Regions from separate parts of the Homo sapiens genome. Here regions 1, 2, 3, 4, 6 and 7 are each linked to region 5. A link is a contact called in ENCODE Hi-C or POLR2A ChIA-PET data. All regions are on one chromosome and are shown on one strand. Each heading gives the region's core, a stretch centred on a gene start or an enhancer-like site at or near the end of the contact. The rest is flanking DNA. Distances are from core to core; before and after follow the strand shown.

What was found. A loop is a pair of places that touch in the nucleus more often than their neighbours do. ChIA-PET counts read pairs that join two places held with the same protein, here RNA polymerase II (POLR2A). Pooled maps may share reads with other maps.
Region 1: a map of naive thymus-derived CD4-positive, alpha-beta T cell shows a loop between it and region 5 (12-fold over the local background). The contact joins the promoter of USP1 here to the promoter of JAK1 in region 5. A Hi-C loop is called at or near these places in 3 of 168 maps with a recorded cell type or tissue (OCI-LY7 and naive thymus-derived CD4-positive, alpha-beta T cell), 4 of 37 single-sample maps with no recorded cell type and 12 of 50 pooled maps.
Region 2: a map of B cell shows a loop between it and region 5 (13-fold over the local background). The contact joins the promoter of SERBP1 here to the promoter of JAK1 in region 5. A Hi-C loop is called at or near these places in 2 of 168 maps with a recorded cell type or tissue (B cell and CD8-positive, alpha-beta T cell), 7 of 37 single-sample maps with no recorded cell type and 10 of 50 pooled maps. POLR2A ChIA-PET finds 5 or more read pairs at or near these places in 1 of 52 experiments (activated T-cell).
Region 3: a map with no recorded cell type shows a loop between it and region 5 (4-fold over the local background). The contact joins the enhancer-like site here to the promoter of JAK1 in region 5. A Hi-C loop is called at or near these places in 2 of 37 single-sample maps with no recorded cell type and 7 of 50 pooled maps. POLR2A ChIA-PET finds 5 or more read pairs at or near these places in 2 of 52 experiments (activated CD4-positive, alpha-beta T cell and activated naive CD4-positive, alpha-beta T cell).
Region 4: a loop to region 5 is called in a pooled map, with 5 times the contacts of the local background. The contact joins the enhancer-like site here to the promoter of JAK1 in region 5. A Hi-C loop is called at or near these places in 2 of 37 single-sample maps with no recorded cell type and 2 of 50 pooled maps.
Region 6: a loop to region 5 is called in a pooled map, with 10 times the contacts of the local background. The contact joins the promoter of SLC35D1 here to the promoter of JAK1 in region 5. A Hi-C loop is called at or near these places in 2 of 37 single-sample maps with no recorded cell type and 8 of 50 pooled maps.
Region 7: a pooled map shows a loop between it and region 5 (4-fold over the local background). The contact joins the enhancer-like site here to the promoter of JAK1 in region 5. A Hi-C loop is called at or near these places in 2 of 37 single-sample maps with no recorded cell type and 4 of 50 pooled maps.

Annotation. Positions count from the first base shown.
Region 1 is chr1:62,435,586-62,439,549 of GRCh38, reverse strand. It overlaps USP1 (ubiquitin specific peptidase 1), which reads right to left and starts at 2,501. Exons shown (of 9, transcript NM_003368.5): 1 at 2,150-2,501. RefSeq lists a silencer at 1,845-1,904 and enhancers at 2,605-2,674, 2,499-3,266, 3,235-3,584, 3,267-3,964.
Region 2 is chr1:67,427,957-67,431,695 of GRCh38, reverse strand. It overlaps SERBP1 (SERPINE1 mRNA binding protein 1), which reads left to right and starts at 1,294. Exons shown (of 8, transcript NM_001018069.2): 1 at 1,294-1,708. The coding sequence starts at 1,396. RefSeq lists enhancers at 643-822, 853-932, 1,143-1,412, 850-1,485, 2,121-2,757.
Region 3 is chr1:67,335,104-67,338,897 of GRCh38, reverse strand. IL12RB2 (interleukin 12 receptor subunit beta 2) reads right to left here. Exons shown (of 17, transcript NM_001374259.2): 9 at 195-274. Among named protein-coding and RNA genes, the nearest start is that of IL12RB2, 29 kb to the right of the region's middle. Within about 2 kb of position 1,902, at least 3 of the 41 ENCODE cell types and tissues checked have a DNase peak (open chromatin) inside an H3K27ac peak, as active enhancers do.
Region 4 is chr1:67,110,890-67,114,555 of GRCh38, reverse strand. The region is part of intron 5 of C1orf141 (chromosome 1 open reading frame 141); the gene reads left to right. Among named protein-coding and RNA genes, the nearest start is that of C1orf141, 22 kb to the left of the region's middle. Within about 2 kb of position 1,940, at least 2 of the 41 ENCODE cell types and tissues checked have a DNase peak (open chromatin) inside an H3K27ac peak, as active enhancers do.
Region 5 is chr1:64,965,006-64,968,672 of GRCh38, reverse strand. It overlaps JAK1 (Janus kinase 1), which reads left to right and starts at 2,124. Exons shown (of 25, transcript NM_002227.4): 1 at 2,124-2,340. RefSeq lists a silencer at 1,900-2,779.
Region 6 is chr1:67,052,352-67,056,233 of GRCh38, reverse strand. It overlaps SLC35D1 (solute carrier family 35 member D1), which reads left to right and starts at 2,086. Exons shown (of 12, transcript NM_015139.3): 1 at 2,086-2,423; 2 at 3,245-3,278; 3 at 3,377-3,463. The coding sequence starts at 2,221. RefSeq lists silencers at 1,982-2,171, 2,462-2,671.
Region 7 is chr1:62,798,163-62,802,080 of GRCh38, reverse strand. All of the region lies in intron 1 of ATG4C (autophagy related 4C cysteine peptidase), which reads right to left. Among named protein-coding and RNA genes, the nearest start is that of ATG4C, 16 kb to the right of the region's middle. RefSeq lists an enhancer at 1,191-1,240. Within about 2 kb of position 1,605, at least 3 of the 41 ENCODE cell types and tissues checked have a DNase peak (open chromatin) inside an H3K27ac peak, as active enhancers do.

The DNA of each region.
Region 1 (3,964 bases), core at 1,252-3,751, 2.5 Mb after region 5:
TACAAAATATCCTATTTAGTAGACCTACAGTAAAATAGTATAAGTAGTAAAAACTTATTATTTCAAGGGCCGGAAGCGATAGCTCACGCCTGTAATCCCAGCACTTTGGGAGGCCGAAGCGAGTGGATCACGAGGTCAGGAGTTCGAGACCAGCCTGACCAACATGGTGAAACCCCATCTCTACTAAAAATACAAAAATTAGCCGGGCGTGCTGGCGGGCGCCTGTAATCCCAGCTACTCAGGAGGCTGAGACAGGAGAATCCCTTGAATCCGGGAGGCGGAGGCTGCAGTGAGCCGAGATCGTGCCATTGCACTCCAGCCTGGGCCATAGAGCAAGACTTAGTCTCAAAAAAAAAACAACTTAATATTTCATTATAATGATTCATTCAGAAAATATTGACTGAGCACTACCACCTCTAATTCTCAAGTACAAGGTAGGAAAGGATGAATGGAAAATCAAAGTAGTGCTGGACGATGAGTCCTCTCTTCCAATGCCTTTTCTAGTTATTAACATGGATATATGAAAATAAAGTACCTAAAAAGCTTATTAAAGAATAATTTGCATTCAAGGCATAGAGATGGTGTTAAGTTATACCTAAAACCGTAAGTGAAAGATAAAACACAAGCAAAGTTGAGACCGTGATAAAAAAAACTGTTCGATGCACTTTGTGTAAATCCAATTCTTAATGCACTAGAAACCACAATACTCGTTTTCCAAACTTTTTAAAAAACTTTGGATTTTAAAAATAGTGCTTTGAGTAGGAAAAAAAGATGATTTGGTTTGCCATTTGCAACTTTCCCACCCTGTTTTAAAGTAAAACTTGCACGTGAAAAAAAATGGCAACATTTGTAGGAGTGTAGGAGTTAATATTTTCTACATCAGGCCTATTTTTCAGGACATGGGAGGAAAAATTATCTGACTAGAGTATTACCATAAAATTACTTAAAGCCCAAAACTTCAGCAACGAGTTTCAAATTTAAAATGCAGAGTAATAAAATGAACTACACAAGACTCACTCAAATTTCATCCTTAATAAGCATTTCACATGGCTGACACTGATCTAGGAATTCATACTGAACTCAGCACACTGAAACCATTTCTGAGACCCAAATCAGGAAGCACTGGAAAGCTGATCCATCTCTCCATTCTGTCTCCAACTTCACTTACTCTCCTGTCTACCTAATGCTTCTGAGGAAGCGCTGTCTTCTGAATGATAAACCAACCTGCGCTAAGTTCTCAGGGATCGCCAAGCATTAATGATTCTGATAAAAGGTTTTTCTCGAGAGCCAATTTAATGGATGACAGAAACTGGATCTCAAACCGACAGAGTAACCAGACTACACAGAAGGGAAGAATGATTAGGCAGGTGAAATAGCGGATCGTCAGCTTAATCAAAAAACCAAACCTCCTAGCCCCTCAAAGCAAAGCTCACACCGAGAATGTAACATTTTGCCAGGTGCAGTATCTTCCTTGCTATTTCTTGCTCCTGGCTTTCCTTGTAACTGGGGGGCTGTTACATCCAAAATATTTCTCCTGTAACTAAATCAACTTTCGCAGAAAGCACGACGAATCGACCATTATCTGTTGACAGCGTGAACACTCAGTCCCAATAGTTTTAAATTCTTTATAAGATGACACGACTCGATTCCGATTTTTCAACAAAAATCTACAAGGACATCTTCGCCAAGGTTTAAGACACGCGGCGTTCTAAACACTTCTTGAAAAAGTGTAAGTGAAAGAAAATGCGCGGTAAAATTTCGCAATTACCGACACAGGGCAACCTGCGTGGAAACGTTTCTTTCTCCCCATCCTTCACCGCTCTCGGGAACGGAAAGAAAGCTGGAAGGACGAGCAGCGACCAGGCTGCCCGGTCGGGGGAGGCTGGCGGCGGCGTCCTCGGCCCACACCCCCGCGCCGGGCGCCCTCGCCGCGGAGTTGGCCTATTTACGCCCAGCCCGCACCTGCCTTCTCGCGTCCCGGCGGCGGCAAGACAGGCGCCACGCCCGAGGCACACACGGCTCCCCCTGGCAGGTCGACCAGGGTGCGAGGCCAACACGGTCCCGGGGTCTCCCCGGCAGCTCCTCTCCCGCGCCGGCCGAACTTGCCCCCGCGCCCGGGAGCCGGCCCCTCCTCCCAGGCCCTCCTTACCTGGTCATGGCCCAAAGCGAAGTCCGCGGCGGTGACGCCGGCAAGTCCAACCCGAATGAGTGTGGGTGCGACAGGTGAGTCCCTGCCCCGAGCCCGCCGGGTCCCCGGCCCCAGGAAAATCTGGTCGGCTCGCCCTCCCCGCGGGGGAGTGACCATCCGCTCCCAAGAGCGGGAACCCCGACCGCCGCTCGCTCCCGTCTTGCACCAACACCAACTACATCCCGGGAGCGGCGCCCATCTGCGCCCGCCCCGGGAGAGCCAGGAGCGCAACAAGCAGCGGCCCCGCTCGCCGAACGCCTGAACCGCTAGGGTCTTTAGCACTCCGCCACCGAGGGGAACTTGGCGCGTTTTCCTCAGTCTCAGGACCCCCGTGTTTTAGCCTCCGCCCGCGCCAGCGCTGCGATTGAACGTGGCGTCCTTTGAAATTGCCGGTTCCAGTCTCCACGCTGCAGAGACACGAAAGGCAGGAGCCGTCTCGCGACGGCCACTCGCCCCTGGCACGCACGGGCTCCGGAGCCAGCTGGGACTGTAGTTCCCCAAAAGCCTAACGGGTTCCACAGTTTCAAACAACGCAGGCACAGAGCCGGGCAGCTCGTGCGGGTCCTCGCTGAGGGCGCGCGCGAGGTGCTAGCGGCCTGGCTGGCGGGCTCGAGCCTCACACCCTTTTTTTAACCATTCGTGCGCGCGAGTTGAGGGAAAAGCGTACGGGTCGGGAGACGGGACAGAGAGCAGACGGGATGGGCCACCACCTCGAGAAGGAGCCCAAATTCACCAATCCATGATGAACAATCCCCAAAACCGCGCCTCCCACCGCCCGGGGGAAGCCAATCAGAAGTACCTAGACCAAAGCCAATTAGATGGGCGGGAGCAGCAAGCCCATCTAATAGCAAAAAAGAAGAAAGGTGGGCTCCAGCCAATCATTGTTCGACATACGGAGTGTTCCTCAGGCGCGGTGCCCCTCCTTCCGCTCTCATTGGCGCTCGAGTGCGCGCTTTCGCTGCCGACTGTTAAAATCTTGTTTGGCGTTTTGTTAATCCTCGACGGTGGGACGCCGCGGAGGGTGCGGCTTCCGGAGCGAGGCCCTCGCGGTAAGCCCCGCCTCCGTTCGTGCGTACGCGCCCGGGCGGGGTTACCAAGAGAGCAGCTTCGGAAAATGGCTGCCCGGCTGGACGCCGCCGCGCTTGGGCTTTCAGTTCGGAGTCGCGGCCACACTAGGCCTAGGGCCATCCAATGAGACAAGGCGCTGCCACGGATAACAATACATGCTCAGGCGAATGCTGTAGAGCTGAGGCCCGGTCCTCAGCCCCTGCTCGCCTCATTTTCGCCTGTTTACCTCTTCCCTTTCTCGGCCGCAGGAGGAAACGAAAGAACAGTTTCAGGCCCAGCTCCGGCCGCGGGAGCTTCCCAGGGTTCCCGCGCGAGCCCTCCCAAAGGGTTCAGGAGCGGCAGGCAGGCCTCATCTGGTTGTGTGCTTCCTTTTGTGTTTGTGTGCCTGCTTTGGTGAGGTGACCTCAGCTCAAGTGCTGCAGTTAAGCAGGATACGTTCAGCCCAAATCCATTTAATCAAGTATTTTTAAGGTGCCTACTATGTGCCAGGCATTTTTCAAGGCGCGAGGGATGTAAAGGCATTCCCTGTCATAAAGGAGCATTACATTCTGGAGAGGGAGATACAAGTGACGCTAAGATAAGTGATAGATACGATAGCCTGGAAAGACCTCTTTGAGTTGACATTTGAGCAGAGCTGAATGAAAAAGCTTGGAGGAATCTGAGGGAAGAATGGTGCGGGCAGAGAGAACAGCAAGTTACAAACGTCCT
Region 2 (3,739 bases), core at 45-2,544, 2.5 Mb before region 5:
GTCTGAATTAAAGAGCTGATGTCCAGTCTCCTAGTGGAGATAGAATACTGGGCTAATGCCTGTCACTAGCACTTACAGAGGTGTGAATTTGGTAAATCATTTCATCTCTGAAGTGGTTTCAACATTTGTGAAAAGAGGCAAACTATTTGCCTAACAAAATGTTGAGTTCAAGGTTATTCATAGCTCCTACCAAATAAGCGATGCATTTGCTACTTTGTGTTAATGGAAAAGGACTTAAAAATTATGATATACTTAAACCCGGTGCTACCAAATGTGCTTAAATACGCATTCAAATTGTATTCTTTTAATGAATTTTAATATTCTCAACTAGTATCAATGCTTTGTCATTATTAAGTGTTGACTTCAATATTTCCCTCCCCTCACCGCAACTCCTAGCACACATGCACTCGAAATGTTCTCAAATGATATGTATTGAGCGCATGTGACTAACAACACAGCCACCTAAGCCCTGACTTGCCGGACACGAACGGACGATTAATTGGAATAATTGTAACAGGGTTTCTATAAACAGTGCTTCCTGGAGGCTTGCCCCGCGTCTAGCGCTGCACCGTCAGGAGTTAACCACTCCTACGACACCCGCCGCCACACGGTGAGAAGCCCGGGAAAGACGCGCCACGCTCCCATGTGATAGTTTCACTTGTCTTTTTGGTTAGTTCTGCTACCCTAGTTCATGTCCCCGCGAGAGGAAACGTATTCCCCCTCACATTAGACAGAAGAGCCTCGATTCACCGTGGAGGCTGACGGAGGGCCACTCCAGCAACTGAGCAGCTCGGACTTGGCACAGGCAGGGTCCAGCCTACCCGCGGCCGGCGCGGCGCCTCAGCAACACCCCCTCCCCCGGAAGTTTGTGCGTCTCAGATGTAAGGTCTGGGAGTCACCTTGACCCCCCTGGAGCGGTGGGGAAAGTTAGCCCTGAGCCCGAGGGGGCGTGAGTGAAACCAAAGAGCACTTTCGCGAGTCAGTTACGCCGTCACGGTTTTTTGGTTTCAAGGTAGCTGAAGACCTAGAGAGTTTAAGGGTGGCCAGAGCAGGTGGCAGGACTCCGCCCACCACCACGCTTCCCTTCCTTCAGCCCGCACGCTTCACTCCCCTCATGGGGTCTCGCCTCTCAGGCGCGCGCGAAGAGTTGTCGCGCGGTGCGTCCTGGGAATTGTAGTCCCGACGCGGAGAGTCGCCTCAGGAGAAATGACTCTGGCCTACATACCCCACAGTGCCTTGCGGCGCAGGCCGCTCCCGGATGTGTGCCTGGCGCCGGAAGAGAAGACGGCCCCCCTCTCTCGGCCCGGCCATCTTGTGGGAAGAGCTGAAGCAGGCGCTCTTGGCTCGGCGCGGCCCGCTGCAATCCGTGGAGGAACGCGCCGCCGAGCCACCATCATGCCTGGGCACTTACAGGAAGGCTTCGGCTGCGTGGTCACCAACCGATTCGACCAGTTATTTGACGACGAATCGGACCCCTTCGAGGTGCTGAAGGCAGCAGAGAACAAGAAAAAAGAAGCCGGCGGGGGCGGCGTTGGGGGCCCTGGGGCCAAGAGCGCAGCTCAGGCCGCGGCCCAGACCAACTCCAACGCGGCAGGCAAACAGCTGCGCAAGGAGTCCCAGAAAGACCGCAAGAACCCGCTGCCCCCCAGCGTTGGCGTGGTTGACAAGAAAGAGGAGACGCAGCCGCCCGTGGCGCTTAAGAAAGAAGGTAAAGCAGGGGCAGAATGTGGGGGAGACTGGGATGGAGGGAAGGAGCGAGGGGGCTGCCGGCTGCCACTTGTTTCTGGAGCTCCGAGGGTCCGCGGGAGACTTTGCCGCCTATATCCTCACGTTTCTTCACGCGACAAAAGTCCGGTCCTGCGAAGGTGCCAGGAGCGTGGTAGCCCCAAGTTCAAGCCACCGCCGGCGAGGTTCTCGGAGCCATCCCCTTCCCGCCTCAGGTTGTGAGCAGAGGAGCGTGGTCGGAGATGAGCTGCTCCTCGAGCGCGCTCGAGGTCCTGGGAGGCTGTTGCCTTCCCGCCGGATTCCTTGGCGGGTGAGCGCATGGACTGAGGTGCGGGGAAGCCGGCCCCTCACCGAAGCTTTCCGTAGTTACGGAGGAGCTTGGGGGTCCATCGCTGCTTACTGCGCAGAGCTGCTCCTTTGAGGTGCTGTTGTTTCAGGCTCCTGTCCTGCCGTCTTGTCCCACGACGGCGCGGAGTATCCCCGCTGAAAAGCAGGGGGTCGTTCCAGGCCATCAGACGTGTGGAGTAAGCTGCAGGTTGGGGTGCCGCATGTCCTTTATTTGTTTCTCTTCCACCTCTCAACTGTTAGGACTTTCTCATAACTTGCTGGGGTGAGTTGAGCCGTTGGGAAATGGAGGAGTTTGGCCACACTCGATTAACCAGGAGCGGGAATTATGAATGAAGACTGGTGATTGCAGGACATCCCGAGGAACGTCCTCGAGTCACGATCCTCTCTCTCGACTCCCCAAACTGAATCTTTCACGTGGTGGGGTCTGGGCCTCGTGGGTGAAGTGAGTGCAGAGGCTGTCACAGCGTTAGTCGCAGCAGAGCTCTTTAGAGTTCGCAGTTTTTTTTTTCCACCACATGTGCGTGAAGCATGGTCAGAGTTTCACTGGCGGTTAATAGTTGTTTCTAGGGCACTGTGAGTTTCACAGGATTGTCTTGATTTTTGCATTCGCTTTACCAGTTTGTTGCGGATGAAAAAAAAGAGCAAGCAGTTTGGAGATAAGAACGTGCATGATCAATAGCAAGCAGGTGTTGGACCTAAGGTCTGAATCTTTAAAGCTGCATTTATATGTTGAAAGTTGAAATTACCCCTTCCTGCCACGTGCTTCTCTGAAAGGAGTTGTTTCTCTTTAGCTTTAGTTGAATTCTGTAACAGTGAACTAATTTTAAAAATCAAAACAATTTTCTCGTGGTAGGATTTGTTTTAGGAGGGTTTTTTTTTTTTTTTTTGAGGACTTTTGTGAGGCTCGGAATGAAGAACCTCGGTCCTAGGTGGTGAATAAAAGAAAATAATTAATTCTTGTGGTAAAATTATAGGTTGAGGAAAAATACAGTTGGAGTATTAGAAAGCATGTATATCACTTAGGCCAAGTATCTCTTCAGCCAGTTAAGCTTTATGGCAATCTAGCACAATTAAATAAATCATTTAATTCGTGTGTTAAGTAACGCTGACTTGTGTAATTATTTAAACTATGCTTAAGCTTAAGAAAGTACACGAAAAAGTTGAATCTGACGAATAATGTGTACCAGGTAGATGTGTTCACTCATTTTGAATGTTCAAAACATGAAGCATGGTTTAAATGCCTGAGTTATTTTGATCATGAAGCCCATCTATGAAATAAGCTCTTACCTGAAAAGTAGTATTTTAAGTTAACAAATGTGGGGAATGATTTCATGAAGTTAGAACCAAGACTTAGGTTCACCGTTCAATGAGTCTTTCCATGGGAAAACTATTCCATGTTAGCAATCAGCATTTTCCTTAGGTCAGTATTTCAGAGCACTACTGTTAAGTTGCATAAAATACAAGCATGTAAAATACAGGAAAAGTGTTGAATGGACAATACCCGTTTTGAGATTCTACTGTCCTGATTACTGGGAATAAATCTGTAAACAAAGTCGCTGCATGTAGTAGGAAGGTTAACCTGATTGTGTTCTGTGATTTTGATAACACATTGTGACATAATACTTGACATACTTTAGACAGATATTTAATGTTTATGTTTTATGAA
Region 3 (3,794 bases), core at 653-3,152, 2.4 Mb before region 5:
TGACTGTGTGGAAGAAGGAACTCAGCTCTCACCCCTATCCACCAAAGGCACATGACACTGTGGTGTGTCATGAATGTGAGAAAATGAGCTCTAGCAAAATCATTGAAGCTTCATATAAAAGCCACTATGCAAATAGGTCTTTTTCTGCCTTCAGTTTTATTCCCTTGAGTTTTAAGTTGACGCTTAAAACTCACCTTCCAGAAAAGAGAAATCTGTTGTCTACTGTAGTCAATGTGCCGTTTCATGTACCAGACATCTAACATCCCAGTAGGCTCTGTTTCAAAGGAGAAAAAAAGACATATTTTCATATATTTACTACTTTGAAAGTTAACTGGTCATTCAGTAAACAATTCTGGAAGAGTAGAATTAGAGGATAACTTCAATTATTTGTGTGTGTCCCAGTATTTTTTCTTTTTCTTGTTTAACAATGAACATATATATCTTTGGCCAAAAAGTCAGAAAAACAAGGTTACCTTAAAAACAAATTTAAAAAAAAATGATGAGGAATTTGTTTCTTAACTTACTTTTTTTTTTTTTTTTTTTTTTTTTTTTTTTTTTTTTGAGACAGGATCTTGCTCTGTTGCCTCGGCTGGAATGCAGTGATGCAGTGGCACGATCTCAGCTCACTGCAACCTCCACCTCCCAGGCTCAAGCAATCCTCCTGCCTCAGCCTCCCACATAGCTGGGACTACAGGTGCGTACCACCACGCCTGGCTAATTTCTGTATTTTTTATACAGACAGGCTTTCATCATGTTGCCCCGGCTGGTCTTGAACTCCTGAGCTCAAGAGATCCACCCACCTTGGCCTCCCAAAGTGCCGGGATTACATAGGCATGAGCCACTGCACCCGGCCTTAACTTACTCTTAAAACATGTGTTATTAAAATAACCCAAGGAAAGTACATGTGGCTTTAGCACCATAAGACAGAGCAAAAAAATAAAAATAAAGTATATGTGGTTCTTTTCTTTTCTTTTCTTTTCTTTTTTTTTTTTTTTTACTAGAATGCAGAAAGAATTCTCAACAGAGAAGATACAACTCATATAGAAAAACACTTTTTGGTCTTGTAAAAATACACTAATATAAATGACAAACCTTGTGTTCATCTCCATTCCTAGACTTATCATGGTATAGTACAATTATTTGGTGTGTGATCATTAGACAATGATGTACTTAAAGGGAAGTCCTATCTCATTTAATATGCCACATACCCAGCGCAGCACTTAGAATATAATAGGCTCCTAATAATTGTTAAGTAATGAATGAACAAATCATGTGATATTATCTATTTAATGCCAAAACACAGGCTGAACTGATTAAATAAATAACCACCAATCTGTAAGACAATGGTCAAATATGGCCCAACTTAATTTCAACCAAACATACTTGCAAAGAGACTAAATAATCAACTCCTGTATGTGTAAGTGTGAGTGTGTGTGTGCATGAGTTCATGCTCACGTGAGTGAGTGAAGTCATTTTGTTTCCTCTACCATCAAGTCACTTAGATTTGTTTTGATTTACAGCCAGGAGTGGAACCAGCAGAAACAACTCCTGAAAACAGGCTTCAGCTGCACCAAGCTAATTTCCTCAACAGTGAAACTTAGAGTGTATTTGAGGGGAGGCTGCGCTGGGGTTTTTTCCTAGGTTAGAAAGTTCCATCTAACCAGATGGAAATTTCTAGAAAATTAAGTCCCACCACCTGGATAACAGGAGATAAGAGAAGAGCAAAAGAGAAAGAAAGGGAGCGTAAGTACCCACATGTAGAGGGCAGGTGCTGTGTGGGCCCATCCACAGCTCCATCTCCCCTCCTCCTGCAGTAGTCAGTGTGAGCTTCAGAGCCAGGTCTGCGGGGTAAGCCCAGCTCTGTGACTTTGAACAAATGCTAACCACATCCTTCGGCTAGCTCCCTCATCTGTCAGATGAGGGTGATAATTCCACATATCACACAGGGTGGAGTGGGAATTTCAGTGGAGCGTGCTGACACATGGTGAGTGCTCAGCAAGTGTAGCTCTTGCTGTTTCCCGCATTTGAAAACTGAAGTGCTGAAAGGTTAAGGAACTTGCTTAAGGTCCCAGAACTAATCATCAGAGATGCCAGGCTTTGAACACAAATCCGTTTTATCCCAGAGCCCATAGCCTTGGCTCTGCACCGTGCAGGTGCCTGGCTCTGAGAAAGCTAATGGTTTCTCTGCGATACTTCCATCCCCCATCAGTTGGGCCTTCTTTTTGTTCTATCCTCTCCTTCATTACTTCCTTTTCCTGCCTTTCTTGCTCTACTTTCTTTTTTGTTTTTTTCTAAACATTCACTTCTTTTCTTTTCTCTCCTTTGCAGTAGTATTTACCTTTGCAGTGAGGACTTAGAGGTAAGCAACACTTATGTAAAACATTTTGAAAATGCTCTTAATTCTCCAGGAATATGAAGAGTGGCCCAGGAATCAAACCTGGGACTTCTATCTGCTAGCTTAGATGCAAAAAGAAAAAAAGCACAGGCAACAAAGGAAAGGGGATATGACGTTCACTAACCACCTACTGTCAGGTGGTGTCCGGACACTATATACATCATCTCGTTTAACCCTCACACAACGCAAGGGTGCATATGATTACATCTGCTTTACAGCTGAGGACAAGGAGGCTGGCAAAAGTTAAATGATTTACAAAAGACCTGGGTCTGGTAAATGGCAAAGCTGAGGACTGGACCCAGGTCTTGCTTTCCCCGAAGACCCTGCTTTTCCCATTACAGTTCACTACATTGACCAAGACCTGACTACTCCACAAACTAGATAATCCAGACATTTGTAAAATCAGGGTTTGGAAACCCGGGTGTGCTCAGTGTCAAAGCCAGTTGACTTGTACCACAGCAGTACATGTCTTCAGTTAATTACATATTGGTAAGAAATCTAAAGGGGACACTCACTGACTCATTAAAAATCCACAACCTAACAGATTATTACAGAGCTAAGAATCAAATTCTAGAATTATATTCTTTTCACAAGGTAAATTGCAAGTAAACTGAAATGTTAATGGTGCCTACCTGCAATGTATACCTTCATGGGAGAGAAATCATTAGTTGAATCTGCATGAGTCTCTAAAAAGTGTAACATTTCATGACCAGGGGTGTAAAATCACTGCTGCTTAAAGCAACACAAGGGCTAATAGGGAGGAGAATCTTTGACATTCAACTGTCACAGAGTCACTAAAAGTTCTAACCTCAATGTTATCTAGCCAAATACAGATAAAACTATTATAGGCACATGAGAAAAAAAAAGCCAAAGGCCAGTATGTTCAAGTGATTTCAAAAGAAATGGGTACAAATGACTAAGCATACAAATATGAGAAATGGAAGTCAGATGAAAATACTTTGTCTGTAAAGGAAAAAACTGTAGGGTTAAAGTGGAAGAAGCCACCAATATGAAAAAGAGATGACCTTGCCTCAGACTTCACCGAGCAAAAGGAAGAAATCAGATGGAAATTCCCTTCTTTTTCCACCATGAAAACGTTCAAACTCCCCCAACCAATTCCCTAACACAGCACTGTTAATGATGTCCCAGTGGATGAATCATCCCTACTTCCATCACGGTCCAACTCTTTAGCTAGAGTTCTGGACCCCGCTCCCTCTTGCTTTATCAAAGACATCTCTCCAGTCATTATCCCCACCTTCCCTGTGTCATTAATTTCTCCTTCTCTGCTGGACTCTTTTCATCCCCTTGCAGATACACTGTATTATCTCAGATCCTAAAAACAAAAACAACAAAAGATTGATATCTCTGCTCTTCTTCATATAACTTCTTGAAAAGAGTT
Region 4 (3,666 bases), core at 691-3,190, 2.1 Mb before region 5:
TCAACCTTCTTAACTGAGGTTTCTTGACTCCACATCACCCCCTATTGCTTAATTTCTCTATTATGCTTCATAACTTGATTTCTCAAAGGATTTGTTATACACATTGTTATTTTATTTCTCATGATTCACTTTCATAATGTCATATTTCCTTATGTGTCTTATTATCTTTGAATGTGTGCTGGACGGTATTTGGAAAATTATTTATAGGAACAATTTGAGAACTAGGGTGATGATACGTTACTCCAGAAAAGATTTTTTTTTTTTTTATTGTTTATGCCAGGTATATGGAGGCAGTACTTGTCAGAACATACTAAAGCATTCAAGGCTTCACTTTCCCTAAAACATCCAGGTGGCAATCTTAACTATTCTAGTTCACCCTAAGGTTGTAACCCTTTTGGATCCCAGGTAAAATGAATAGGTGTGGGGGTTTTTTGTGTGTGGGGGAAGGGAACTGGAGAACATTTAAATATCAAAACTTTGGACCTTTGGTCAGCTTTTTGTTTTTTTCTATCTCAAGCCATGAAGCTTCCAAAACTTGATCTTACCTTCACATCACAAATACTCTCAGGGAAAAAGTGGCTTGGCATGTTGGGCTTCCCTATCTGAGTTCTTATCTTCTCCTAGATTTAAGACCAGGGATCCCTTATCATCTTTTAAGTCAATGATTCTCTTTAGACTTTAAAAAATATTCAATCTAGCCTTTTAAGGTGTTTTCAGCAGGAGGGCTGTTACTAATCACCTGGCCTTCCATAATGGTAGCAAAAATCTCTAATCCATTTTCTTTCCTTAAATCATATAGTGATCTTTTAAAAGTAGGCTGATCCTGATTAAAGCCTCTTCAGCGGATTCTCATTGTACTTAGTATGAAACTTGTACTTCTTACAAAGACCTGGCCGGGCACGGTGGCTCATGGCTGTAATCCCAGCACTTTGAGATGCCAAGGCAAGTGGATCACTTGAGGTCAAGAGTTTGAGGCCAGCCTGACCAACATGGCGAAACCCTGTCTGTACTAAAAATACAAAATTAGCCGGGCATGGTAGTACACACCTGTCATCCCAGCTACTTGAGAGGCTGAGGCAGGAGAATCCCTTGAACCCAGGAGGCAGAGGTTGCAGTAAGCTGAGATTGCACCATTGCACTCTAGCCTGGGCAACAAGAGTGAAACTCCATCTAAAAAAAAAGAAAGAAAAGAAACAAAGACCTGTATATTGTGAACCTTGTGTGTGTATTCAGCCTCATTCCCTACCTCCCTGGCCTTCATTTAAATTGCATCTTCAACCAGGCAGGGTGGTTCACACCTGTAATCCCAGATCTTTGGGAGGTCAAGGTAGGCAGATCACTTGAGGTCAGGAGCTCAAGACCAGCCTGGCCAACATGGTGAAACCCCATCTCTACTAAAAATACAAAAATTAGCCGGGTGTGGTGGTGCACACTTGTAATCCCAGCTACTTGGGAGGCTGAGGCATGAGAATCACTTGAACCCAGGAGGTGGAGACTGCAGTGAACTGAGATGGTGCCACTGCACTCCAGCCTGGGCGACAGAGCAAGACTCTATCTCAAAATAAATAAACAAATTGCAACTTCATTAGCCTCTTTTCAGTACAACTACCAGATTGCCTGAAAGGAATATATATTTTCCCCTCTGCCTAGACACACCAATACTCTATTCATGCAACTTGTAGCTCATTTGCATATTTTGGTTAATGTCATCTGTTCAGAGAGGCGTCCTCTGACTACGCTATCAACAATATACCTCTTTTATGGTTCTCCCTCACCAAAGTGTGTTTATTTCTGTTACAGAATAAATTTCAATTATTCACCCCTTGGTTTTTTGTTTTTTGGTGGTTTTCTTTTTCTGACACGGTCTCACTCTGTTGCCCAGGCTGGAATGCAGCAGTGTGGTCACGGCTCACTGCAGCTTCGACCTCCCTGGCTCAGTAATCCTCCCACCTCAGTCTCTTGAGTAGCTGAGACTACAGACACACCACCACACTCAGCTAATTTTTGTACTTTTTTTTTAGAGACAGGGTTTCACCATGTTGCCCAGGCTAGTCTCAAACTCCTGGGCTCCAGTGATCCACCTGTCCTGGCCTCCCAAAGTGCTGGGGTTATAGGTGTAAGCCACTGCACAAGTCCAATGTCTTGTTTTTTTGTTTGTTTATTTTCCATATTACCCACTAAAATGTATGCATCATTGGGCAGGAGTCACAATTCCAGAGTCCATCAGTGTCTGGCATATAGTTGATCAACAAATAACTATTGATTGAATGACTACCAGACTCCGTATTAAATTTGTTACATCTATTATTTCATTTAACTCAGAAAGTATTTCTATAAGTGCTATTGTTTCCAGTTAACAAATGAGGAAAGTAAGACTCACAGATGTTAAGTAACTTTCCTATGGCTATGGCTATGTAACCCACACAAAAAGGTGCAATTTGGACCCAGGCTATCTAAGTCCAAAGTCTGTATGCCTGACCCCTGCACCATACTTACTTTAAGAATATCCATTGGATGATAATTCAGATTACTAAAACTCATAACTGAATATGAGAGAAATGCAGGTAGAAGGGACTATTTCTATTTCTCTTTTCAAAGGAATTAGCCAAAATATTTTTTGAATAACACATATGATTCTATTTTATTTAGAAATCCATCATTTTCCAAGACAATATAGCTTTATCATATAATAGTAAATAATTGAAAGTTATAGTCTGTTAATAGAAATTCACTTTAAGGCAAATTATTCTAAAATAGATTTAGCTCTAACCATGTACAAGCAATGCATATGTAAGTAAATAAAATTATTCTTTTACATTTCTTAAAAGTTTACTGCAGTGGAGAAAATGGTTGATTGGGTTTAATTAGAAGTAACTTAATAGCATGGAAATACTTATGTTTGTTTCTTTAGAGCCAGTAGAAGAACATCTAAAATCAAGATCTATTAGACCCTATCTTTATCTTAAGGATACAACTGAGGTAGGTGTAATTTGTATACTCAGTAATTACTTAATAGAAATTCAAATTAGTCCTAATAATTTTATATATGCTCCTACAAATCCAAAATTCAAGTGAATTTTAGGATTCAAAATGATAAAATGTTAAAGTGATTTCATCTCTGATATTATGTAAAACTTTATGTATGGAGACAGTAGAGAAGATAATATATTATTTGTTGGAGATATTTCAATACAGTAGAGATTATTGAACATGGTAAGGACTAGCACTTATAAAGTCAGTTAAGACAGAGCATCATAAAAAACATACATGTAAAACTTAAACATCCAAATTTATTAAATAAAAATATATATCAATTTGTTAATCTTTTAATGTGTAACCAAGACCTTTTTTTGAGTATGCTATGTGTGGTGGTTAATTAAATTACATAATTGCAATAGCAACTACCAGAAAGAGGTTTGGAACCAACACTATTGACTCTTGATAATCACTTCAGCAGAAGTTCATGGGCATGCTGAAGAGTGACTAGCTCTGAGCATTGAGTGTGCCTTGGACATCATTCAGTAGTTTTTATATAGGGAACTATAGAGATAAATTAAACCAGAGAATTAGCAAGGGAAAGTCACTTTAGAGAGTCTCTTAAGTATTAATTTTTGTATTTTATATATATATAATATATATATAAAGAAATATGGAGAAATACAGACT
Region 5 (3,667 bases), core at 875-3,374:
GGCGTGAGCCACTGCACCTGGCCTTTGTTTGTTTGTTTGTTTTTATTTTAGAGACAGGGTCTTGCTGTGTTGCCCAAGTTGGTGTCAAACTCCTGGCCTCAAGCAGTCCTCCTGCCTCAGCCTCCCAAAGTGCTGAGATTACAGGCATGAGCCGCCACACCCAGCCAGCATATACTATTACTGCCTGAATATGCCGCTACCTCCTGACTCCTGCCTCCTGTCGGCTACTTGAAGCTTATTCTGACTTCCTCAGACTCGGCTGGGTGACTGTCTTCTGTGATCACCATTACAGGACCGGGAATCACTGAATTGTTACTTGCCTGTCTCTCTGACTGCATTGAGCATTCAGAGGTCAGGAACCTAGTCTATTTTTTTTTTCTCTGAATCTTCATCACCTAGCACAATGTCTGTTATAGACGAACAGATCTAAACTGAATCCAGGCCCTCTCCCCCTGATTCCACCCTGTGAACAGCCAGATTCGTTCGTGGGCACAATGGGTTCACTGCTGCCTTCCTGACTTTCCTTTTTCTTTACATCCTCACCTGAAATGCTGTTCTTTCACGTCTCTGTCTCCCTTCATGTCAGTCTCACCTGTTCTTTATGGTCCAGCTCAATAAAAACCCCTACCACTTCCTGAGCCCATGCCATGTGGGCTATATTATCATAGTTCACCTTCAGCAAAACCCCTTTAAGGAAGGCATTATCCCTATTTAACAGGTGAAGAAAATGATGCAAACAGCCCTGAGGTGTTGTTCAGAGTGTGGCAGATGAGACAAGACTTGCACACAAACACCCACAATGCAGGCAACCCGGGTTGCCTCCCTGTCTGCTCTGATCTCCGGTCTTCTTTGGTCCTCTTTTCTGTACTTCTGGAAGGCACTTTGGAGATCCTTTTGTCTGCTGCTCCACTGAGAATTGAGTCAACTAAGAATTGTTTAGGGCAACACAGGTGGTTACTGGTGGAGGCCAAACCTCAAATTCAGTAGTCTAATTCGGATGCTTGACTTTATTCCACACCCAGAATATCTTGCTCAGTTTCAGTTGCAGTAACTCAAGTGATCAGGAACTGTCCAGCAGGGTTAGTGAAGTCAGCACAGGTGGGGCAGCCTCTGTCCACAGCCCTGAAGCTGCAGAATTCTGACCGTGCACGGCCTCGGAGGATTTTCATCCAGGGATTGTCAGGGGGAAGTCGCTGGAGTGTTTTAAGCATGGGAGTGTGTGGAACAGATTTGAATTTTTAAAAGTTCATTGTAGAGAATTAATTGGGGGCTGGAGTGAATGGAGTGACGATTTAAGAGATGTTCGTGGTCCCTTCAGGTGAGAGATGGTGGCAGCTCGGACCGTGTTGCCGGAACATAGACAAGTGAACTGATTGGAGAGATACCTAAGGAAATAAAATTGTTAGGATTTGTCCGTGGACTGCCTACGAAGTATGAATCTTGGCTACAGTGTGACCTTGATTAAGACACTAAAGACTTAATTTGTTCCTCATGGATAAGATGATGCTACTACTTTGAGAGGTTATTAGTAAAAAATGAAAAGCGCTGTACATGCATTAGGTATCAGTGAATGTAGTTCTAATTCCTATTATGCATATGCTTTTTTTTTTTTCGTAAAGAGCTTTTAAAATACGGAATGGGTTGGATCTGCAGTAGCTTGTCCAAGCTGGGGGCTGTATTGTTAAATTCTTTTTAGTCTAGTGCTCCACTAGCTCCTCTCCTACTGAGCTGGGGTAAGAAGCGGAGCGTATACGGAGGAGGCGGGATGCATTTCTGCATCGAGCGCACAAAGGTGTGGCGGAGGGGGCTCCAGAGCTGGGAGGGGTCAATCTACGGGCGAATCCTGGCAATTTTACTCCCCGCGATAGATGACCTCGCGTCCTAGATGAGTTTCTAGATTCTAGAATCTAGAGGACGCGGTGAACAGAGACGAGTGGGGGCAGCTTCGCGAGCGAAGCCGGATGGGGGCGGGGCGGGTAGGCCGGAGGCGCAGAGTCTCCGCCGGGACCGCGACCCCGCCCCGCTTTCCGGGGCTGCCGCTGGTGACGTCGCGAGGGGGTGGGCCCGGCGGCCACGGGGGTGGGGCCGGCCGCGGGGCGGGGCGGGGCGGGACGGGAGGCGGTGCGTCGCTGAGCGCAGGCCGCGGCGGCCGCGGAGTATCCTGGAGCTGCAGACAGTGCGGGCCTGCGCCCAGTCCCGGCTGTCCTCGCCGCGACCCCTCCTCAGCCCTGGGCGCGCGCACGCTGGGGCCCCGCGGGGCTGGCCGCCTAGCGAGCCTGCCGGTCGACCCCAGCCAGCGCAGCGACGGGGCGCTGCCTGGCCCAGGCGCACACGGAAGTGGTGAGTGTCACCGGGGGAGGTGGAGGAGCCGGGGCGGCCGCGGTCGGCAGGCGAGGGGCGCGCAGCCCGGACTGGCCGGAGGCGCGGCCACCGCTCTTGGTCGGTCCTTAGGCTGCGCGGCCCGGGCTGCTCCTGAGCGCAGCTCAGGACCCCGCGGCTCGGGCGGGGAAGGCGGGGATTTCCAGCCCCGCGGAGCCGGCGGGCGGCGAGGAGGTCGCCGGGCGGGGGCCCCCGGCCGGGAGAAGAGCGGTTAAGCCAGGCCGCCCCCTCCCCCAGCGCGCACGGCAAGTTTTCATAAACAAGCCCGGAGCGCGCTGTCTGACATCCTGTTTATACCACCCCGAGATACAGGCGCGGGCTGGAGGGCTGACGTCCCTAGCTCCTTGTACCGCGAACTTGACCGCCAGCTCCCGGCCGGGGTGGCAGCGCAGAAAGGTTTTCTTCTTCGGCCCCAGGAAGGAGGCTGAGGGTCTTAGCTTTTTTCCTTCCTTGCGGTCTCAGCGAGGGAAAGTTTCTGGGATTTGGAGCTGGGTGTTGGGCGTCCGCGAACTCGGGAAACGCCCCCTCCCCTCTTAGGTTCTGTTAGGAACCAGGCCTCAGGTAGCCAGCGAGAAGTGGGAAAGGAGACCCTGGGCGAGAGGACCAGGGAAGGGGAACAGTGGGAGAGAACTACCCGGGGAATTGCGAATCCCACTGGAAAGGGACTGATTAACCGAAACTGGGGCTGGTCTCTGGCTCCCTCACTCCAACTCCATCCGCGCATCGTCGGCGACCGGGAGCATCGGAGGACTAATAGACACTCCTCCAAAGTCACTCCCCAGGGTCCCTGGGATGTGGGCTCCTTGGATGTGTGTTTACCACGGAACTTCTAGATAAAAGATGCGATGTTTGCCAGGTGTTTGTGCACACGTTTTTTGGAGGGTTTGCACTCCATGATTTCCTGTGTGTTCCTGGGGAAGGGGACCCCGTCCTTCCTGCCACTCTTCTTACTACGTGGCTGTGAGCTGCCTTCTGCCCCTGGTTGAGTACATCGCTATACATGTCATTGACACTTTTCCCCCCAAGTCATAGGGTTTTTCTCTCACTGGCAGGAATTTACAGTGGTATAAAATTGTCATTACTTCTTTCAGGGAGTAAAACATGGGTAGTTAAGTGATGAGAATAATGCAGAGAGAGATGTAAATCAGGGCGTGTTTGGTTTTGGCTATTTTTTTATTTTTTGAAGAAAAGATTTGAGTTAAATATGGGTATAGGCACAGTAGATTTTGTTTAAGATGAGCAATTCGTATTGATTGAATCTTTGTTCTTCCCTTTCCAAAACCCCATT
Region 6 (3,882 bases), core at 837-3,336, 2.1 Mb before region 5:
GATCAATTATGTAGAGGGAAGTGGGGGGCAGTGTGAAGGCTGCCCAGAGAAGAGGTAATGTTCTGCCAAAATACGGAAGGAAATGTAAGAGTTTTTCAGGAGCTGGGTGAGAGGAGGAAGAGAAAAAGCAGCCCAGATGGAGGGAATAATGGGAGTAAAGACACAGAAGCCGGAACCCACATTGTTGATTTATCTGCACCTTAGGGGAGGGAAACGTGAATAGTGCCTCTGGAGATGTGGGTAGGAACCACATTATCTAGGACCTTGTAGGCTATGTTAAGAACCTCATCCTGTGTACCAGTTTTTTAAGAAACACTTGAAGAACATAGGTGTTCTCAAAGTAACTCAAAAGATATAAACCAATTATACACATATAATTTAATATTATTCAGCCTTAAAAAGGGAGGACATTCTAACATATGCTACAACGTGGCTGAACCTTGAAGACATTACGTTAATGAAGTAAGTTCATCACGAAAGGACAAATACTACATGATTCCACTTATATGAGGTACCTAGAGTAGTCAAATTCACAGAGACAGAAAGTAGAACACTGGTTAACAGCAGAGAGGGAAGGAAGTAGGGAAACAGGGAGTGATTGTTTAAAGGGGAAAGAGTTTCACTTTGGGATGGTGAAAAAGTTCTAAAGATGGATTAGTGATGATGGCTGCAAAACGATGTGAATGCAGTTAATGCCATGCAATTGCATACTCAAAAAGGGTTAAAATGATAAATTTTATACTTTGTATATTTTGCCACAATTTATTTCTTTCTTTAAGATGGTCTTGTGCTGTTGCCCAGGCTGGAGTGCAGTAGTATGATCATAGCTCATTGCAGCCTTGACCTCCTGGGCTCAAGCCATCCTCCCACCTCAGCCTCCTGAGTAGCTGGGACCACAGGCGTGCGCCACCACATCTGGCTAATTTTTTTATTTTCTTGTAGAGAGAGGGTCTCACTTTGTTGCCCAGCATGGTCTCAAACTCCCGGGCTCAGGCATTCCACCTGCTCCCAAAGTGCTGGTATTACAGGTGTGAACCACTATACCTGGTTTACCAAAATATAAAAATAAGAAAAAAAAAAAAAAGAAATTTAAAAAGATACAGACCAAGCACTTAGAAAAATAATTCAAAGTTCTTCTTTCCTAATCTATTAAAGTTCAATACGTAATTTCTTTGCTTAAACCGATCATAATGATTTGCTTCTGTTATACAATAATGACTACCATTTACCGAAAACTAGCTCTTTGCTAGCTACACATCCACAGAGATCAGGTTCAGGGAGGTCATCTAATTGGTCCAAGACACACAATAAGGAGTGAGTGTGTTGGTGGGGGGGGGGGGGGTCGTCATTTCTAGGAATCCTACAATTGGAAATCAAGTCTTTTAGGCTCCAAACACCTTGTGCTTTCCCCAATCCCCAAGCTGCTTATCTTGCTACTTTTTGGGATATGTCAACATTTTTCTTAAAACAAACAAACGAAACTTCTCAATCTGAAAAGTATTGTTTGGTGTTTTCTGGGTTCAGAAAATGTAAGAAGCCTGAGGCATTGCGGAATGAAATTTTCGTTGAGTGTTTACTGTTGATCCACATCTGATACTTTTGAAGGGTTTTTACCCCCTGCAAGAGAGACTAAAAGAGCATTCAGAATTAGTCTAGACGCAGTGTACTGTAACTACTTGGCCGGCCACCTGTAACAGAGGGGAGGAGGGTCTGCACTTAGTTGCGGCAGTTATCCGGAGAATACGGCCTTCCAGCCCCTCTGCCACCAGACTCCCCACGCCCCAGGTACGCGCCCCGCGGAGAGACCCAGCGCGTGCTCGTGCGCAGGCGCAGGGCGACTGTCACCCGGAGTCTGTGGTTTGTCGCCCGGCGCTCTGGTGTCTCGATGTAGTTCCCCTGGCTTCTCCTTATCCGCCTCGGGCAGGGGGGTCGCCACTGCCCCTTCTCCAGGCTCTCTCCAACCCCTGCCCAGGCTAAGCCCGGCGCGGCCCTACTCTCTGACCCCGCGTTGCACAATGCCCGAGCAAAGTCTCCAGGGGTGTGAACCCCGGCGTCCCTGCCCCTGGGCGGGGACAGGCGGCGGCCAAGCGGGGAGTCGAGGCGGCGAGCGCGCAGCTGGCCTAGTCTGCGGTCCCCAACTCCTGGAGTCCCCTGGGAGCTGCCGCTGCAGGCCCCCGAGCCGCTAGGCCCCGCCGCCAGGCCACCGCTGCTGCGGCAGCCATGGCGGAAGTTCATAGACGTCAGCATGCTCGGGTTAAAGGAGAAGCCCCCGCGAAATCCTCCACACTCCGAGATGAGGAGGAGCTGGGGATGGCGTCGGCCGAAACGCTGACCGTGTTTCTGAAGCTGCTGGCCGCCGGCTTTTACGGCGTGAGCTCCTTCCTGATCGTGGTGGTGAATAAGAGCGTGCTCACCAATTACAGGTAGGGCCGAGGCGGCGGCGGCCCAGGCCGCGGAGGAGGAGCGGGCGGCGGCGGCGGCGCGGCGCCGGCTCCCTGGACTTTGACTGCCAAAGTTAAAGCCGAACAAAGTTGGGCGGGAGCTGGGGAGGGCGGGCGGCTGACGCGCGCGGCCCGGGCAGCGGAGCCGGCCTGGCGAGCGGGCCTGTGGCAGGGGTCCGCTCCCTGCGCGGAGCTCCGGCCGGCCCGGCACATTTGGGGCTCGCCTGCCATGCCCTGGGCGCACCGCCCCGAAAACCCTGCCCTTCAGAGAGATGGAGCAAAGTGATTTGCTTGGTGACTTTTGAGCCGTTATGCCTGTCGATCAGGGAGGAGAGCGAGGGAAGCCTCCCTCCTCCGCAGCCTGGACAGGGGGCCGGGGCTTCAGTGTCCCCTGCACCCGCTGACAGCCTCTGGGGACGTACGCATCCTCAACCCAGCAGACAATTATTCCCTTGCTAACACTGGGACCCAGAGGCAGAAGTTGGTTGTTTTTTTTTTTAAGGTGTGTGAAATCGTTGCAGAGATCTGTATCTGCACTGCCTTGAGAAATCCTTTGCAGGCAGCGGACTGAAACTGTAGACTCGGACAAGATGGGACAAGCGGCCGCCCGAGGCTACATCAGCGGGGTGGACTGACAACCAACAGGCAGAGAGTTTTCTCCCAAGATTTTTGTTTGATTTAGGGGCGGACGTTGATGTGGCTTGTATCGGAATGCCTTATTAACGTTGCCGATGTGCAAATTGAATTCACGGAGCTAAGTTAGGTTTGTTCTGATCTTGTTTTTTTCTTTGCCCTTTTTGTAGATTTCCCTCCTCACTATGTGTTGGACTTGGCCAGGTTAGTTGGAATCCTCACCATTACGTGGTTTATGTTGTTAGAACTTCTGTGTGTGTCTTTATGTGTAGAACAGTGAATCTGTGTTCTCTTGTTTACAGATGGTGGCCACAGTGGCAGTTCTCTGGGTGGGAAAGGCGCTCAGAGTAGTCAAGTTTCCTGACCTTGACAGAAATGTACCTCGAAAGGTAAAAGAAGAAAAGCGATACTTTATTTTGTGAAATGAAGTCAGTATGTATTAACATATTTTATCAGTGCCTTGCGTATTTAAAAATTGCAGCCTCAAAATTGCCCAGTCTAGAGTGGTTATAATGAATGTAAAGAATAAAAGTAGTAATATGTGTCAAAGAAGGCCTACAGTCTCTTTAAACTTAAGAGAAAAAATAACCTAGGAATATTCTTCTGTTTTTAATTAATGCACACTTGTTGAGAGTACAATAGTTTTGCAGTTTCTCTATCCATCTAATCTAGCCAGTGTATCCTGCATTCATTATTCTTTGGGCTTATTTTATACTGTCTGCCTCTGCTTGACTCCAAACGAAGATGAAATGCCTTTACTTTTTCTGCTGACAATAGAGCCATGGGCTCTAATACATTATCATATTTT
Region 7 (3,918 bases), core at 356-2,855, 2.2 Mb after region 5:
GTTAGAGGGAGAAGATTATGAATTTGATTTGAGATATGTGGTATTTAAGATGTCTCTGAGAAACACAAGCAGAGAGTAGTTCTTTTCTTTTTTTCTTTTTTTTTTTTTTTTTTTTTTTTTTTGGAGACAGAGTCTTGCTCTGTCCCCCAAGCTGGAGTGCAGTGGCGCAATCTCAGCTCACTGCAAGCTCCGCCTCCCCGGTTCATGCCATTCTCCTGCCTCAGCCTCCCGAGTAACTGGGACTCCAGGCGCCTGCCACCACATCCGGCTAATTTTTTGTACTTTTAGTAGAGACGGGTTTTCACCGTGTTAGCCAGGATGGTCTCCATCTCCTGACCTCGTGATCCGCCCGCCTCGGCCTCCCAAAGTGCTGGGATTACAGGCGTGAGCCACTGCGCCGGCCTTCTTTTTTATTTTTTTTTTAAGATGGAGTCTCGCTCTGTCTCCCAGGCTGGAGTACAGTGGCAACATCTCGGCTCACTGCAATCTCCGCCTCCCAGCAGGCTGGTCTTGAACTCCTGACCTCGTGATCCACCCACCTTGGTCTCCCAAAGTGCTGGGATTACAGGCGCGAGCCACCACGCCCTGCCATTCTTTTCTTTAATCATTAGATAAATTATTGCCAGGCACTGTTCTAGGCACTGCAGGTACAGCTGAGAACAAAGGCAATGAAATACCTGTTCTCTTGGAATTTACACTCTAGATATATTCTCGGGATGTCAATCAACTAGGCAGTTGGATATATAGATCTGGAGCTCAAAGGAGAGGTCTGGGCTAGGCATATTAATTTGAGAACTGCTGACGCATAAACGAGAATGAAAGCTATAAACACATTCCTCAAGGACTCTGTTTTTTTTGTTTATACCCCTAGCACTTGGCATAGTTCCTGGTACTTAAGGATGATATTTAAGGCCCTTCATGAAATAACCTCTGCCTACTTACTCAGCTTCCTCTTTTACTACTTCACATGCAGCATATGCTGAAACCACATTTAATATTAATATCAAAGCTTCCTGAACTTGGTATGTTATCTGGTACCTCATGCCTTTGCATCTGTTCCCTCTAACTCAAGTGCCTTACTGCTCACCCTCACTGTATGATGACCTTACTATCATGGAGTCCCTGAAACCCAGCTTTGGTTTCACTTCCTCTGGTAAGACTGGTAAGATTTCCTGACTGCCCTCTCTAAACTTTAAACTAAGATAGGTATCCTTCTCTTAGTTCTCATAGGATCCTACGTTTTCCTGTATCACCACATTCATTGCACTATACTGTAACTGACTGTTCTTAAATTCTGCCTGGCACAGAATTGGTTCTCAAAAATATTTATTAAAGGAATCAGTGAACTGATATGAAATATAGGTATATCACTAGCAGCACTCTCACCAGAATTAGAATTTTTTTTTAACTGACACTAGAATAAAGAAAAGGAAAGACGAATTTTCCTCAAGAAAACTGCATACATAATTTAGCAAAATCTGGAAAAGCAAGAAAAGGAAAAGAGTTTATAAAATGTGTGAATTATATATAGTGCATCCACATGATGGATTATGCATCCATTAAAAATGTCTCCTAAAATGGGGAAACACTATGCAGAATCTGAAACTTATGTGTCATATGACACAGGCAAGCGCAGGGACAGCGAAGGGGGAATGAAGGGAGTTAGAAAGTAAGAAAGAAGTACAGCAAAATGTTAAAAGTAGTTTCTCTGTGGTTATTTTTATACCACAGTTGCCCACATTTTCCAAATCTTATACAAAAACATTTATTATTTTTAGAATTTAAAAAAATTATTTTTAAAAAGCCACCAAGCTTGGTCTTCTAGATCCAAAATTTTTTAATGAGAGTATGTGCATGCAGGTATCTTCTTTCTAAGTCTGAAAGAAAGAAGGCCACAGGGAAGACTTTTTGGTTCAGACAGTTCTCATCACCAGCCATCCAGAATACTCTGGACAGTCCTCAGCAAGTGTGAAAACCAAGATGCCTTAATCTGGATGGGGAAAAAATGAAGACAGTGAGCAATTAGACATGTTATATGGGGAAGTCTATATCTTAGATAATGATGCCTAAGTAAATACAAAAGCAAGATAAGATGCTGTGACAAATCCATGGAGGCAGAGAGTGGAAGGATGGTTACCAGCGGCTAGGAAGGGTAATGAGAAGGTTGGGGAGAGGTGGGAATGGTTAATGGGTACAAAAAAAAAAAAATAGAAAGAATGAATATGACCCAGTATTTGATAGCACAACGGGGGATTATAGTCAATAATAATTTAATTGAACATTTAAAAATAACTAAAAGAGCATAACTGGATTGTTTGTAATACAAAGGATATATGCTTGAGGGAATGGATACCCCATTTTTCATGATGTAAGTATGACACATTTCATGTCTATATCAAAACATCTCATGTACCCCATAAATATATACACCTACTATGTACCCACAAAAATTAAAATTAAAAATTAAGATGCTGTGATAGATACAGAAATTAATGAAACAAATATTCTAACCTCAAAGGCACTTGGAGTGGAATAAATTGTTGAGTTGTTATTTCATTATTTTTGGTCAAAACTCCTGCTATGTAGCTACACTATTTACTCAGAGTAACTTTACCCCCAAACTTGAAACAATTGAAATGCCTCTGGGACACATCCTTAACTATTCTATGAAAATACTTTCATTATCATTGTTAGATAGAGTAGTTGAGAACGATAAAATTATTTTCGTAAGGTTAAACTAAAGATGAGTTGTTGCTAGTTTAATAAATAATTCAGCATAGTTACTTTTCATATGACTAAAATTAAATTCCATTTTTCTGTAAAGACTGAAACCCACTTTATTTCTGTAACAAAAATTTAAATGGAGCCTGGTGTGGTGGCTCACACCTGCAATCCCCACACTTTGGGAGGCTGAAGGGGAGAAATGCTGGAGCCGAGTTTTCAAGACCAGCCTGGACAACATAGTGAGTTTTTCTCCCTATAAAATTAAAAATTAGCCAGACATGGTGGCGTGTGCCTACAGTCCCAGCTACTGGTGAGGTTGGGGGATCACTTGAGCTGGCTGCAGTAAGCGATGATTGTGCTACTGCACTCCAACCTGGACGACAGAACAAGATACTGTCTCAAAAATAAATAAATAGCCAGGGGCGGTGGCTCACGCCTATAATCCCAGCACTTTAGGAGGCCAAGGTGGGTGGATCACGAGGTCAGGGGTTTGAGACCAGCCTGACCAACATGGCGAAACCCCATCTCTACTAAAAATATAAAAATTAGCCAGGCATGGTGGTGCATGCCTGTAATCCCAGCTACTCAGGAGGCTGAGGCAGGAGAATCACTTGAACCTGCGAGGCAGAGCTTGCAGTGAGCCAAGACTGTGCCACTGCACTCCAGCCTGGGCAACAGAGCAAGACTCTGTCTCCAAAAAAAAAAAACAAATATTAAAATGGCTGTTTCTAAAAATCTTAACTTTGGAGAAATCAGAGATTATTTTGAAAGATGATCCCTTGAGCCATGTTGGAAAGTATCACAAATTGAGACACTTTATAAAGGATAACCAAAAATTCCGATTGAAGAGGAGAGTTGCCTTACCACATATTAAAACACACTATAAAACTACAGTAAAGTTTAGTACTATTTAAATTTATTTTTCTTATTAGCACAGGATAACACTGAATAAAACATAATGGAGAGCACAAATATAAACCCAAGCGTATTTAAGAATTTAGTACCTAATATGAAAAATAACTACACAAGTGAGAAAAGATGGCTAATTTAATAAATAATGCTAAAACAATAAGCTAGACAGTTTTTAAAATAAAGCTAGATGACTACCTCAATAAATGATGAATTCTAGATGAATCAAATATTTAAATACAAATGCAAACACATATGTGCACATACTCCAAAGAAACACAGATT